2 separate regions of the Homo sapiens genome follow, and region 1 is linked to region 2. Evidence: read pairs that join two places in POLR2A ChIA-PET (ENCODE). Cell type or tissue: IMR-90. All regions are shown on one strand.

What was found. ChIA-PET counts read pairs that join two places held together with the same protein. Peaks named below come from ENCODE experiments on the same cell type or tissue, not always from the same donor. Only the 100,000 strongest peaks of a DNase experiment are listed, where the experiment ranks them.
Region 1: POLR2A ChIA-PET joins it to region 2 with 34 read pairs; 2 of 35 experiments call an interaction of 5 or more read pairs at or near these places.

Annotation. Positions count from the first base shown.
Region 1 is chr7:139,649,408-139,657,407 of GRCh38, reverse strand. The region is part of intron 2 of HIPK2 (homeodomain interacting protein kinase 2); the gene reads left to right. Among named protein-coding and RNA genes, the nearest start is that of HIPK2, 120 kb to the left of the region's middle. RefSeq lists an enhancer at 7,793-8,000. In IMR-90, no CTCF peak of the experiment used is centred here; no DNase peak of the experiment used is centred here; H3K27ac peaks cover 216 bases.
Region 2 is chr7:140,031,317-140,039,316 of GRCh38, reverse strand. It overlaps PARP12 (poly(ADP-ribose) polymerase family member 12), which reads left to right. Exons shown (of 12, transcript NM_022750.4): 7 at 1,461-1,602; 8 at 4,986-5,082. Among named protein-coding and RNA genes, the nearest start is that of PARP12, 28 kb to the left of the region's middle. RefSeq lists a silencer at 2,756-2,805. In IMR-90, no CTCF peak of the experiment used is centred here; DNase peaks (open chromatin) are centred at 3,706 and 6,076; H3K27ac peaks cover 179 bases.

The DNA of each region.
Region 1 (8,000 bases), 380 kb after region 2:
AATCGAATGGACGAGGTCTGAAGGAACATTTGGGTCAACACAAGCCACCCTAACAGCATAATCACTACCTAGGATGGTAGATGAATGCTGTCTAACAGACGACTCTGACTGACGTAGTACCTCCCACGGAGGGTCAGCGTGCAAGGTGGACACAGTGCAGTCCAAGGCTCTTGACTACAGCAGAAGCCTGGGTGAGCTGTCGGGGGACTGCTAATAGAAGTGGACGTAGAACTGGCAAGCCAGGCATGGGGGCTCATGCCTGTAATCCCAGCATTTTGGGAGGCCAAGGCTGGAGGATCATTTGAGGTCAGGAGTTCGAGACCAGCCTGGCCAATGTGGTGAAACCCCGTCTCTATTAAAAATACAAAAGTTAGCCAGGCGTGATGGTGCAAGCCTGTAACCCCAGCTACTCGAGAGGCTGAGGCAGGAGAATCACTTGAATCCGGGAGGTGGAGGTTGCAGTGAGCCGAGATTGTGCCATTGCACTCCAGCCTGGGTGACAGAGCAAGACTCCATCTCAGGAAAAAAAAAAAATGGAGGTAGAACTGAACTCTGAGGATGTTTAGGATTTGAATAAGAGAAGGAGAGAGCATCGCAGATGAAGAAAGCAACATGCACAGAAGTGTCGAGTAAGGAGAGTATTGCGGTGTGCACAAATGACAGGGAAGGGTCAGACCTAAAAGAAGAGGATGTTATGAACTGAACACAGAAAAACATGATGGGGTAAGGGAGGGCAGCTGTGGGGCCTTGGGAGCAATTAGAATTTGGATTCCGTGTGATAGGCAAGTTGGTTCTTGAGGAAAGCTGTGGGATGATGAAAGTGAGTCAGGCAGCAGGCTGTAAATTGGATTGGACGGAGGGAAAGATTAGAGGCAGAGAAACTAGCCAAGAGACTGTTTCAGTTATCGGGCCCAGGCCAAGGGAGTAGTGGCATTGAGAATAAAGAAGAAAAAGTGACTGTGAGGTAAATCCCAAAAAGAAGGCAGAAACTCAAGAAATAAAGGTAAACGTGATAAGCAAAGATGACTCTTGAGCATCCTAATTTTGGAGATGAAAAAATCATGGTTCTGCTGGAATAAGTGGGGTGAGCTGGAGAGGAGCCCCGTTTTGTGGGGGTGGAGGGACATGATGACTTCACTTTGAGGCATCCAATTAGAGATACTTAAGTCAATGAGAATATGGTACTAGAACCCAGGGAGAGATTGGGGCTGGGAATGCATCTGCCTGGTGGTAGATGCCTGGCAGTGAATGAGTTCACCATGGAGGTGGACCAGGGTACAGAGTGAGGGAGTGGGAGAAGGAAGAGGAGAGAGAAGAATGATGGGAGAAATGAGCAGAGACCAGCAAAACACATTAGCAACCCTAAGGGGACTTGGAAAGCGAGTTGAGGTCAACAGGGTCAGTTATCAAAGAGAGGCAAGGCTGAGGATGAGAACCAAGGGAAGGCCCCTGAGTCCCAAAAGCAGCTTGGTGGTGATGTGTGAGTGCAGCCTTTCCAGCTTCCCTGGCACGAGTCTCCTCATCCATGGTTAAATGATCATCCAATTATCATATAGGCCTCCTGACTTGCCTCCCCACCCTGAGCCTTCTTGACCCTAATTCATTCTCCAGTTGCCCATTACAAGAGTGTGCCCTTCCTTTAAAATCATAACCACAATCAATCATTATGTTTCCAAAATACAAATGTAATCATACATCTTCACCTGGACTTGTGGGTTGCTTAGGAAATGAAAGAGGGGTGTGTAGACCCCTCCACTTGTGCGTCCATCAGTGCAGGGCAGGGAGCAGGGACAAGCATTGCCACCTTAAAGGAAGAAGGAGAGAAAGGGCCAAGGAGAAAAGAAAGAGGAAGTGAGCATGTTCAGAAGCAAGAGCCAAGAAGACCCTGCCACGTCGGATAAGCGGAAAGACTCCAGAGGAAGACAGAGTTGCTGTGCAGGTTCCCACACGCCTTCTGTCTACAGCCACCTGCAGAACTGCAGGCAGCAGCCTCCTTGCCCGGCGGGAGCCTCTTGCACAGGGCCTCCCCATTCACTCTCTACTGGCTCCACTGCAACTTACGTCTTTGTCCCAAAGGGAAGACTGACATTTGTTTGTTTATCATAACTAGCTTCGCTTGCTCTGAATTTATTTGTGTGCCTGCTCAACCCTTTTCTGAACTATTTTCTGGTTTGTATTTGTCATGACTGTGGTCCCTTAACTGACTGTGATCCTTGTCATCAACTCTGCACCTTATGGGCACTGAGAATTCAGTAACTGGCTCATCAATACTCAGCTCCAGGCTGGGGACCCTAATTCCTAGGGACACTTTCTTATCCAAGCGAATTCCCCCCACAGTCAGAGCAGCCCTTCATGTGAATTAGCTATTTTCTATTGCTCTTTGTCGCCTGTGAATATGTAATTGCATGGGATCGGGAGGAAGGCAGTGATAGAATCCTAGATTGTGTGTTGGCAAGGGCTTTAGAAATCACCCTATTCAACCTCCCACTCGCAGGAATCCCTTCAACAGCTTTTATTTAACTTATTAATAGCTTTTCTCTTGATTTAAACTGTTCCCAAAAATAAATATTGGGTAGGTGATCCAAGGAGTAGTTTGAGAGTTGATATTACCAGGAATATCGTAATGAACAGGCCTCTTCTTAAGCACTCAGAATTTGGCTGGACTCGTGAGCGTCCATGTTGCGCTTTGTCCTTCCCATCTGAGTTTTGTTATCTTGCTACTGACTGCAACCCCGCCATGGAGACAGCACTCAGAGTTTTCACAGGGGCTTGGTGAAGCCTCAAGCCCATAACAGACCACCATAAGGACTCCATGCTCCCTAAATGCATTAAACAGTTCCAAAGATGTGTTTTTTGCTTTGGGGTTTTTTGGGGGTTTTTTGTTTGTTTGTTTTTGAGATAGGGCCTTGCTCTGTCGTCCAGGGTGGAGTGCAGTGGCGTGATCATGACTCACTTTGGCTTGAACCTCTCAGACTCAAGCAGTACTCCTGCCTCACCCTCCAGAGTAGCTGCGACTATAGGTGTGCACCACCACACCTGGCTAATGTTTTGATTTTTTTTTGTAGACAAAGTCTCGCTGTGTTGCCCAGGCTGGTCTCAAATTCCTGGGCCCAAGCGATCCTTTTGCCTCAGCTTCCCAAAATGCTGGGATTACAGGCATGAGCCACTGTGCCTAACCTCAAATATGTGTTTTTAATGATGTTTAAGAGCCTCACTTGTATAGCAGCAGCTTTTATGTGTATCTCATGCTGTTAAACCTATAGGAACAGGGGCCTGGCAGCCCCTGTGTCATTGAGGCTCTGTTTTGCTGCTTTATCATTCAATAAGCTGGGCTGCACATACACAAACCTGTCTCTGTAGTAAAGAAACAGTTTTGGCTGGGCACAGTGGCTCACGCCTATAATCCTAGCACTTTGGGAGGCCGAGGCAGGCAGATCACTTGAGGTCAGGAGTTTGAGACCAGCCTGGCAAAGATGGTGAAACCTCGTCTCTACTAAAAATACAAAAATTAGCCGGGCGTGGTGGCAGGCACCTTTAACCCCAGCTACTCAGGAGGCTGAGGCAGGAGAATCGCTTGAACCTGGGAGGTGGAGGTTGCAGTGAGCCGAGATCATGCCACTGCACTCCAGCCTGGGCGACAGAGCGAGACTCCATCTCAAAAAAAAAACAACAACAGTCTCGAGGAGGCCAGAGGAGCATGTTTTGTTCCCCCCACCTTTGGAAAGAAAAAAACATTGTACAAGTGGAAAATCTTCACTAATGCAACATAAAACTTGGCGATTTTCATCACACCAGGTCAGGTAATCCCAGGCTGTGCTTCTTGAGGCAGTGGAAGCTGATTTCCTTTGCTCACTTATCACCTGTGCCTCTCAATGGCATGTCTGTAACAGGAGGCAGAGGCCTCCTTCCCGAGGTCCATGGGTCAGAGTTTTACCATACGAGATGGCGGTGTGGGAGGTGTGATTTGTCCCATAAGATCTCTAAATCCCACCACCCATTCTGTAACAGTTGATAGTCCTCAGCACTGCATTTTCCAGTTACTCATGTTTACAGACAAATGTCTCTTTGTCTGTAGTTGCTCTCTGAAGAAATCAAAGAGCAGCTGTTGTCCTGCCTCAGCACCATGGCATAGGAGGTCCAGAGTTAGCATCGAGGATGACAGTGACGCTGTTTCTGCTCTGGTATCACTTGCCCCTTGCTCCTACTGCCCTAGCCCTTGTGTCACTTCCTTGTTCTCCTGAACAGTTTTTTTTTTTTTTTTTTTTTTTGAGACAGAGTCTTGCTCTGTCACCCAGGCTGGAGTAGCAGTGGCGTGATCTCGGCTCACTGCAACCTCAGCCTCCCAGGTGCAAGCCATTCTTGTGCCTCAGCCTCCTGAGTAGCTGGGATTACAGGCCCCCACCACCACACCCATCTAATTTTTGTATTTTTAGTAGAGGTGGGGTTTTACCATGTTGGCCAGGTCTCAAACTCCTGACCTCAAATGATCCACCCACCCCGGCCTCCCAAAGTGCTGGGATTACAGGCGTGAGCCACCGTGCCGGCCCTGAACAGTCTTCTTTGTGTTTTCCTGCCTCTGTACCTTCGTTAATGATGTTTTCTTACCTGCAGTGCCCTCTCCCTTCTCTCAACTCTGAAGTCGGTGGTACCTAACGATTCTATTTAAATTCTGCCTCCTTGAATTCTCTCCTGTTCTTCCCAGCCTGGAGTGGAGTCCGCTGAGGTCTACTAGAGTTCAAGTTCCATGAGAACAGAGACTGTCTTTTTTTGTTCACTCTCTAATTAGTGCCCAGCACATAATGGATGCTCAATACATGTTTATTGAATGAGAGAGATTGCTCCCTCTAAACGTAGCTGGCATCTGACATTCATGATTTCTGTCTGTATTCCTTTTTCCATACGTGTACACGAGATGATAAGCTTCTTGAGAACAGCAACCATGACTTGGTATCACCCTCTAGCAGAGTCTTGAACATGCTGGGAGCTCAATAAATATCAGTGATTGAACTTACTACATAATCACTCAATAATCCAATCATGTCCCCGAGCTCAGGGGAAGGGGGAGGCAGACAGAATGCCTTCCTCCTGCTGTCTTATACAAAGCCACTCGTGAGCAGCGTCTTATGCAAACACAAGGCCCCATTCTCCCCCAGCCCAGCACTTGCCCACCTAGGAAGGATATTCTCAAGAACATGAGGCTGTTGACATCACATTCCTTTTCCAAAAATGTGCAAAGGACTACAGAATTGTTCAAGAAGCAGTGATCCAGTGCTTGGCTAGTTAATTCCTGAGTAAGCCACTCTGAAAACTGATTATAATCCTGTTTCAAATGGAGAATTGGGAGAAGGCCAATAAAGGGTATATTATTGTATCTTGTAGGAGGGAAGAATCCGGCAGATATTCACTGAGTTATGGCGCCAGAGCCTTCCTCTCTAATGTTATTGTAAATAATTGTTAGAGTAGAAAGCCAGATCAGCAAAGTGAGACTCCAGCATTGCAGTTCCTCTCCACGGAGGTCTTATATAACGAAGACCTCCATAAACAAACATTGCAGAAACATAACATCGGATCTCTCCTCTTAAAGTTCACACTGTGTAATGTAAAGTGGAATAATCATTTTACATTCCTTGTAAGTTCTAAGAAGTCCCTTCTGGGGCAGCTGTTTGCTAAACCTTTTTTGTTTGTTTGTTTGTTTAATAAAAGAAAACAAATTGTGTACCTCTCCACAGTGCCCCCGCTATAGAGCTAAAAGCAGTGATTTCATGTAAGTGTTTCATTTGTCCCCCTCCAGCTCGCCTCTCTCCTAGGAGTCACGAACTCAAGTGCCTCCAGGGCCAGGTAGGTGGTCAGTGAGCTGGTAATGACTAAGGTCTGCATCTGGTGACACACACGTGCAGAGGGCAGCCTTATCCAGCCCCAGGTCATTGTGACCACGAACTGACAAGTGGCCCAGAGTTGCCAGAGCTTTTGATTTTCAGCAGGAAATCCAAACTTTTAGGAATATCACCTGAGTTCTAAATGTTAATAGCTAGTTGAAAAAATTTAATATCTATGCAGGCCAAAGAGTGTCTGTCTCTGTGCCGGGTTCATCCTGTGGAATAGCAGCTTGCAAACTTCATGCCATCCGTTCAGTCTTGCCTGCATTTGGGTGCTTGGAAGTCCTCCTCAGGCTGTGTTTTCCTTGTGCCTCCTACCTTTTTAGAAAGTGCTTCATTGGTTCCCATCAGGGCAGGGCAGGGGCTGGATGGAGGACCTAGTGATGTGTTGGGTATCAGGGGGTGCTGACCTAAGGCTTGTTGGAAACACAAATCCAGAGCTTCTCTGCGTGCTCCCTCCCCTCTTAGAGACGCCCAATCAGTATCTGTCACTGCATAACGAAGTACCTCAAAATTCCGTGGCTGACACAATAAACATTATCTCACCGTTGCTGTGCTCCAGGAATTTGGGAGCAACATGACAGGACGATTCCCACTCCAGTTCTGTCATGAGGTGGCGGTGAGCTCTTAGCCCAGGCTGCAGTCACCCAAGGGCGTGACTGGGGCTGGAGGGTGTTCTTCCCAGGTGGGTCACCCTTGTGGCTGGCAAGCCAGAGCTGGCTGTTGGCCAGAGGCCTGGGTTCCATCCACGTGGATCTCTCCACAGGGCCATTGAGGGTCCTCTTCCAGAGTAAGTGATTCAAGGCAGAGCAAAAGCAGAAGCCACATGCCTTTTACAGCCTAGTCTCAGAAGCCACACATTGTCATTTCTGCGCTGTCTTATTGGTTACACAGGTTTGCCCTGCTCAGTGTGAGAGGAGACCACACCAGGGTGTTGACTTCCAGGAGAACTGGGTCCTCAGGGGCCATCTTAAGGGCTGGCTGTCACAGCTGTGATCACAACCCTCAGTCGGTCCCTTATGAACAAATGGTCCAACCCTGAGAATAGTTTAAAAAAAAAAAAAACCCGAAGGGAATAAAATATATGTCATAGTGATTTGCACCTAATATTCAGCCCACTTACTATTGTGTTCCCCAGATCAGCCTCAGAAATTAAATATCCTTTTTTTTTTTTTTTTTTTTGAGATGGAGTCTTGCTCTGTCGCCCAGGCTGGAGTGCAGTGGCACAATCTTGGCTCACTGCAACCTCTGCCTCCTGGGTTCAAGCGATTCTCTTGCCTCAGCTTCCTAAGTAGCTGAGATTACAGGTTCATGCTACCACACCCAGCTAATTTTTGTATTTTTAGTAGAGATGGAGTTTCACCATGTTGGCCAGGCTGGTCTTGATCTCCTGACCTCAGGTGATCTGCCTGCCTTGGCATCCCAAAGTGCTAGGATTACAGGCGTGAGCCACCATGCCTGGCCTAAATATCCTATTTTTATATCCCATCTTAGAACTGTCTTCCCTGAATGTATCTAAAGTCACTTTTTAAAAATATTTTTTAAAATCCTACCCATACCACCTCTTCAAGCGATAGACTGAGGTGTACCAAACAGAAGAACCCTTGCTTTTCAAGGGAACCCTTTCGCTTGCTGCTTACCCCTGTCTGCTTCCAGGGGTATTCCTAGGTCTCTCAGTTGCTCGAGCAACTAAACCTAACCAACTTCTCTACTAAACCTAACGTTTTGTAAAGATTTGAAAGGAAAATCACTCTGAACAAAGAGTAGTCCCTGCTTTGGTATACCAGTAGCACCTGTGAAGACAGGTGGCCCCAGAAGTTTTCTGGGACCCTCTGAATTGGTAGGAGAGGGGCACCAGTTAATCAGAGGCACAGACAGGGAGGAGCAGGGTTGCTCCTGTTCCTGCAGCAGTATCCATTTCTGGGACCCACTTTCCAAACCACCCCCCCGAATTCTAACAGCAGGAGACACACACACACACATACCCTCAGGCTCTACATCACCTCTGCCTCCTTCAAGACCACCCTTAATATTCATTTTAACCAGATTTTGCCTGAATAAAAACGTGAAGGGGAAGAAAAGGTGCCCCAGTGTGTTTTCCCCTAGGAAAATCCCTACTGGTAA
Region 2 (8,000 bases):
TTCTCCTCTCTGTTTCCCTGACTCAGAGCTTCATTTCCTCAGGCCCAAAGGGGAGGGATTGTTTTCTTTTCCTTTCCTCTTGTTGTCAGAAAGGGATTTTTATGCCACATCCTCTTCCTCCCGGACTCTAGTCTAATGGCTTGGTTTTGAAGGAAGACAGACTTCAGAGAGAGAAACTTAGGCGCCGCTATGAGACCGTAAACTAGGAGGCTGCTTTACAAACCATTATACCTCTTACACCCGCCCCTTATGGTCCTCATGGGGCCAACTCATGTCATCCCTCGGGCTTGGGCCTTGGCTCAGGCATCTTTTTCTTCCAAGAAACCTTTGCTGGGTCTCACCCTTCCTTGGTCATTCTTAGTTACCCATCTCAGCGTCTAGAGCACCCGTGAGACCTGTGTGGGACCTTGTGCTTGAGGCTTTGAAATATCTGGGTACTTTTTTTTCCCCTTCTCCATTGCTGGACTCAGTTGCGCAGAGGCATGGGTGACTCTTGTCTTGTCTCACTTTTGTTCTGTTAGTAACACCTAAAGCTTGTGACCCAGGAGAACTAGGATGGTAGCAGTAGGGGGAGCAGGAAAATTGACAGGGACAGAGGGAGTTAGTTGGTTATAGGTTGAATAACTTTAATTTTAGTTGTCAGTGTAATCTCAAATTTAATAAGAACGGTGATGATAATAGTAACATTTATTGAGTATGTTTTGTTCTGGGCACTGTACTAAGTGCTCCACATGCCTTATTTAAATGATTTCTCCAGCCCTGTGAGGACAATATAGTCCTGTTGTATAAAGGGATGAATATGGCCTAAGTACTATTATTCATATTATAAGCTTGAGATAACGGAGGCTCAGGGAGGTTAAGATAACTTGCCAAAGTTATAGAGCCAGCAGGTTTGGGAGCCAGAATTCAAACTCACTCCAGCTGAAGCTACGAGATTTCCTGTAGGTAATTGTGGAAGGATAGGGATTGAAATGGATAATTTAAAAAATAGATGAATGCTCCTAGGGACCAGAAAAAGAAAACCGCAAGGAAGAGGACCGAGCTCTGATTAAAGGATGGTTGCAACGTGAATAGACGGGTAAGACCAGCCTGGCTTGGGCTGCCCAGTCAAGCAGCACTCCAGAAGTCGCTGTTGCTGTTCTGCCGGCATTTGAATGGCTGCCGTGTCCTCTGTCCTAGGTGACTTGAGTGCCCTCCTCTCCGTTGCTCCCATCCCTGTCTTCCTGCTCAGCAGGACCCATATTTACTGCATTGTGTTTGCTAGGGCAGCTTCAGGAGACAGTCATGTTGCCTCCATTCTGTGCCTCTCTCTCCTGCCATACCATGCTCCCTGGCCTCCATCTTCCCCACCACAGGACTGTCCACCAGGAGCACCTCTGAAATGTGGCGTGGGTGCCACCAGCGTTTTTCCTCATCACGCAGTTTCTTGCCTTCATAAAGTGTCTGGCTTTCCATCGCAGGGCACGGTGCACCCTGTGACCACTGTCAGCAGTAGCGACGTGGAGAAGGCCTACCTGGCCTACTGTACACCGGGGTCTGACGGCCAGGCAGCCACCTTGAAGTTCCAGGCCGGAAAGCACAACTACGAGTTAGATTTCAAAGGTATCCTGTGCCCTGCCCTCGCCCAGCAGAGCCTGCCTGTGTTGGCTCTGTCCCTACACCTTAACCCTGGAGGAGCCGTGTGCACATACTGAGGGCCTGGGTGGGTACAGGAAAGAAAAGCAAGGTACCAGGTCCAAGGTAGACCTGGAGACAGATGACACTGGCCCTGTGCAGTGGAGGAAGAACTGCATCAAGGATGTGAGGAGAATGGACCCCAGGAGGGGCAGGAGCCCCAAGTGTGGAGGACAAGCAGGGTCAGCATGCATGTAGCATGGTTGTCCTGCTGTATCCGAGGACTAACCTGAGTCCCTGACAGGTGTCCGAGCAGCTCCGTCGTGCAGTGTCTGCCTTTCACTCCCTGCTGCAGCAGTGCTGCTGTCATCTTTTTTTTGAGACGGAGTCTCGCTCTGTCACCCAGGCTGGAGTGCAATGGCGTGATCTTGGCTCACTGCAACCTCCGCCTCCCGGGTTCAAGTGATTCTCGTGCTTCAGCCTCCCAAGTAGCTGGAATTACAGTCATGAGCCGTCACACCTGGCTAATTTTTTGTATTTTTCATAGAGACGGGGTTTCATCATGTTGGCCAGACTGGTCTTGAATTCCTGTCCTCAAGCGTTCTACCCACCTTGGCCTCCCAGTTTGCTGGGATTTCAGGCATGAGCCACCGCGCCTGGCCTGCTGCCATCTTTTCTGTAGGCGACTTTGGAGTTGATGGGTTTAACGGATGGTAGGACACAGAGTAATTGAAAGTCCCTGAGAAGCAGATTTTCGTGCACTCATGGTGTCCTGAGGCTGGGGCTGAAATGTTTCATCCTGGTTGCCTTACAGAGAGAAATAGGCCACCCTTTGGCCAGTTCCTCCAAGTGGCTGATGTGTGAGAATTTTTTTTTTTTTAAGTTTTAATTTTGTGTAGTTTCTCTTAAGCCATTTCCTCATGAGTGTATCGGTCCAGCTTTATTCAGTTCCGTTTTGCCTGTATTTCACATTTTAAACTCTGAGTCCTTCTGAATGTTCAGCATTTTATAAGGGAGTAAGTGGGCCTTCCTTTAAACACAGTTTATGGTTTTCTTTATTTTTGCAGACGTTTATTCTATGTGGAGTATAGTGAAGTGTCTGGTGAATTATCCTAAAACCACTTTGGCTGTCTGTTTCTGGCCTTGGTTTTGCTTGTGGTTTCGTGGCACTTGTGGTTTTGCTTAGGGTAGATCACTACCCCCTTGACATGCCCTTTACGGTGAAGTTTTTCTCCTCTAGAGTGCGAACTGCCTCTGCTGGAGAGCGCCAGCCACGTGTGGTCTGGTTTGCTTTCCACGGCCTGACACACACCAGTGCATGAGAGGGGACCAGTGAGAGCATAGACGTTAATCAAATCAGGACTGCCCTGAAGGTCAGGACTGTGTGGCAAGCATACATCTGACTGCTGCTGACAGCAATCTGGAATATTTCTTTTAAATATCTGGAAAATATCAAAACAGATAGAAATGTCAGATACTACCTTGATCATTCCCAACCTAGGCCACACCCTGGGGACATAACAGAACCTCATAATAGGGATGGGGAAGAGCACACACGTGCAGTTTATGATTCCTGCAGACTGACCGAAGCCCATTTGAGTGGGCACAATTCTTCTCCTTCTCCTCCTTCTCCTCCTTCTCCTCCTTCTCCTCCTTCTCCTCCTTCTCCTCCTTCTCCTCCTTCTCCTCCTTCTCCTCCTTCTCCTCCTCCTCCTCCTCCTCCTCCTCCTCGTCCTCCTCCTCCTCCTCGTCCTCCTCCTCCTCCTCCTCCTCCTTGTCCTCCTCCTTGTCCTCCTCCTCGTCCTCCTCCTCTTCCTCTTCCTCCTCCTCTTCCTCTTCCCCCTCCTCCTCCTCTTCCTCCTCCTTCTTTTGGTAGATACCAGTATCCATAAAAGAAGCTTGAGATGAATTGGCTTCTTCCCCCACAACTTCACTTCTAAGTATAAAGCAAGTCTCAAAGCAAACTGCCACACATATTTATTAGCTGTTTATTAGGAAGCAAGTACATTTAAAACACACAAAAGAGCCCAAATGAGTTGTTCTGAAGGTTTAGGGATGATTCAGTTCTGCCCTTTTAGGGACTCTTGTCATAAATGATTCACTCAAGGCAAATGCCAGGATTCCAGAGGCAGAATTCTAGCATCCTGTTAGGTGGTGTCTGACGGGGCAGAATTCCCCAAAGACAGGCTGTAGCCTAGGGTATCCTCTGGAAGGGTAAATTAGGGAAAAGACCTCACTTTACTGTGTCCATAGAAGGGTAGGGAATGTGTCTGACACACATTTAGCCAGTCCACGTATCTTAGCTCACTTTTAATTTCACCAGTGAAAGCCATTTAAGATTCATCACAGATGGCCAGTAGGCCAGTAACACCCATTTAAATATGCCAGTGAGAATGGTCTTGATGGGCGGCTGAGTAGTGGGTAACAGAAGGGGTCATGGTTGCTGCATCTGGATCATGGGCTCTGAATGAGAATGTGGATGGACCTCCAGGAATAGTGACCATCTCAGCTGCAACCTAAGAGACACACACTTGGATAACCATCCAGTTTATGCTCAACTGCAATAAGGCTAATTCTGGACACCTATAATTTTTAATATTAAAATGTTTTGTAAATGAAAACAAAATTAGTTGGGCATGGTGTCACAAACCTGTAGTCCCAGCTACTTGGGAGGCTGAGGTGGGAGGATTACTTGAGCTGGTGAGTTCAAGGTCCACTTGAGCAACAAAGCAAAAGACCCCATCTCTTAAAAAAAATGTAAGACTTGAGAGGGTTTTCCTGGCAGGCAAGGACAGAACAAACACTGCTAGGTATTTGTCATTTTTCAACTTGAGGGGCCAGTTCCCCCAACCCCAAATCCTCAGGATGAGTATGGGATTCTTGAGGGTGGGGAAGCAAGAAATTTGTTTATTAAAGATATTATTGGTTTAGAAAGGTTGATGAATACTGCCATAGTTTAACTAAAACAAAGTCATAAAACTTACATTAACTCTGAATCCCACTAACTCAAGACATGGTAGTTTGATCTCAGGCTGGGCTGAGGCTTTTTTATATCCAAGCTGGGAAAAATTGCCAAGCAAAATAATGGTTTAAACAAGATTGGAAGGAACAATTTAAAAGCACTCATGTGTAATTGATATGTCAATTACTAATCATTCCTCTATTCATTAAACCCAGTCTCCTAAGGATACCTATTTTCTTTATGAATATTTGAAATGTGTAAAATGGCCCTATTTTTAACAGACTGATTCTGGGTTTTACACATTTGGATAAGCTTTCAAATCTATCTAATTTGTGTTTATAAAACATTGCCATCCTGTGTGTATGTATATGTATATGTATATTTTTTCACTGGTTATGTTTTTTTTCAGCCTTCGTTCAGAAAAACCTGGTCTATGGCACAACTAAAAAGGTTTGCCGCAGACCCAAATACGTGTCTCCCCAGGATGTGACGACCATGCAAACCTGGTAGGTTGCAGTGGGGGGCTTGGTACTTAGGATGTAATCAGCTGGGGTGTGCTCTGCAGTGGTGACAGAAAACCTGCCTCAGACAGCACCCGGGCACCGTTGGCTTGTACAACGAAGTGCTCCCACACTCTGTTATCGTTTGTCTTCTACTAGTTGGACCAGAGTGGGAATTACCCTGTGGGTAGAAGCTTCGTGATGCATAATTAGAAGGCTGCCTGTTGTGATCTGCGATGATTCTCTGGAGAAGACAGACTCTGAAGGCGAGTCTAGACTTGAAGCCAACCCATCCGTTTGTCTTTTCTGTGGAATCATTGAGTCATAGACTTGAATTTTTTAAATGTTGAAATAATGAAATAATGATGGAATTACACCAATAAAAACTCATGTATTTTAGTATTTGAATATCACGGAATACCAAAACTCTAAAAACAGATATTGCAGTCACTAATGGGCGAGCTTCGTCAGGGTGAGTTTCTTTCAGTCCCAAGATGGCTGCCAGGAGCCACCAGGTTAGCCTGTGGCCTGTGAGCCCCTAGAAGGGAGGAGAGAAACCTCCTATAGCAGATGAGGGGAAATTCTTGTGCTTTGTACTGATCAGACCCTATCTCAACCTCTGGTGTTATTTTAGGCTTGGGGAGGTGGGATGGGATTGGAACTGAGAGGAAGGGGTCAGTGTTCTCCAAACCACACAGCCACATATTGGGGGAAGGTGGCCTGCATGGTGGAGAGGGACCACAGTGCCCATACAGTTTGGGCTTGCCAGAGCCAGTGCTGGGACTTTAGGCAGTGTTACTGGTAGCTGGCTGCACCTTCTGTTCGCCTGAGAGGTCTGGCTTGTGTCTATTTTATGGAGAACCAACAATGTCTCTTTTGGTTCTTTTGTTTTGTGAAGCATGCAAAGGTCGTTTTTAAATGAGTTTGGTACAAGATAGAGGAGAAAGGTATTATCAGTCCACGAAACTGCCTTGTGAGTCAGACCTAGCAAAGTAATTTCCTGGGAATGTGCCTTACTTTTTCCTTTTTAAATTAAAATTTATTTTTGCGCTGGGTGCAGTGACTCACACCTGTAATCCCAACAGTTCAAGAGGCCGAGGCGGGTAGATTGCTTGAGCCCAGGAGTTCGAGACCAGCCTGTGCGCCTGTAGTCCCAGCTACTCAGGAGACTGAGGTGGGAGAGACACCTGAGCCCAGGGAGGTCAAGGCCGTAGTGAGCCAAGATCACACCACTGCACTCCAGCCTGGGTGACAGAGTGAGACCCGTCTCAAAAATAATAATTATTATTATTATTGTTTTTGACTATGTGTAAAACCTTCACGTGATTAAAAGTCAAACCTATATAAAATGGTATCCTCTGTAGACTGTAACTTCCTCCCTGTTATCTCTACCCTGTTCCCACTGTGGGTAACATTAGTTTCCGGTTTCTCTTTTTTATGTTTCTCTTTGCAAAAATAAGCATTTGCATACATACATATAAAAGTATTTTCTTCTTGCACAAAAGGGAACATGCTATCTATACTGTTCTATACCCTTTTTTGTTTTCACTTAAAAATAGATCATGATAATCACTTTGTTTCAATTCATTAACTTCCTCAATCCGTTTCTTCTTTCCTGGTTCTCTGTAATATGTATGTACCATAGTTTACTTAATATGTCCCCTTTTCATGGATGTTTGTGTTGTTTTCAGTCTTTTGCTATTAAAAAGTATAATGTCGTGATGAACCATTTGATGTATGTGCTGTTTCAAATTTTGGAGGTATGGCCAGGTGCGGTGGTGCACACCTATAATCCCAGCACTTTGGGAGGCCAAGATGGAAGGATCGCTTGAGCCCAGGAGTTTGAGACCAACCTGGGCAACATAGCGAGACCCTGTCTCTTTTTTTTTTTAATTAAAAAAAACAAATTTTGGAGGTCGACTGTTAGGTCAGAGTCGTAGGAAGTAAACCAAATTCCTTTCCATGGGCTTGAATCATTATGCACACCCACTAGGACGCATGAGATGCCACAGAGTGAGTTGTCAGGCTCTTGGGCTTTTGCATTTCTCAGGGGTAAAGATGGGTCAGTGGACTTCAGTTTGCTCTCTCTTAGGAGTGAGGTTGAATATTATTTCTAACATGTAAGTGCCATTTTTGCTTCTTTTTCTGTGGACTGTTGGTCTTTTTATCCATTTTTCTATCAACTTTCTGGTATTTTTCTTAAATATCAAGAGCCTTTTATCTATTAGGGAGGTTGGCCCTCGTTTTGTTATATAAATGGCAAATATTTTCTCTTAGTTTGTTGTTTGCCTTTTGACTTTGCCTGTGAAGTATTTTACCATAAATATATATCTCTTATTATTTTAGTTAAATGTATCAGTGTCTTACTGATTCTGGATTTAGAGTTTTGGTTGATTATGACCCTCCTATTTCTGGAAGTCATTTTTTATTCTTTTCCTATACAAAGCCTACCCTAGACAAGGTTTGGAAAAGTCTCTCTGCTTTCTGAGAGTAGATCTCTCTTATTCTAATTTAGTTTTTAGGGGGCCACAAGAAGATGCCAAATGTCCAAACTAAAAGTGATTCAGACTAAGATATGGGTGATTTGGGGTCTCCTGTAAGCGGAGTGTCACACACTGTTCACACAGATGAAGTGTTCAGTTCTTCTCTCTGACCCATGTGCCAGCAGCTGGTTGTCATTAACTCCAGTAAGCAAGTCTGCCTGGGCCTGCATGGCCAATTGGGAATCTGAGGGTAGATCACTTTCAGAAACAACTTTTCTGTTTACACAATTAATGAGGTCATAAAATGTAATGTCCATATTCAGAAGTCATAATACAGGAGTGTCATGTAAAATTTATTTATGTATTTATTTATTTATTTATTTATGAGACAGGGTCTCACTCTGTCACCCAGGATGGAATGCAGTGACCTGATCACGGCTT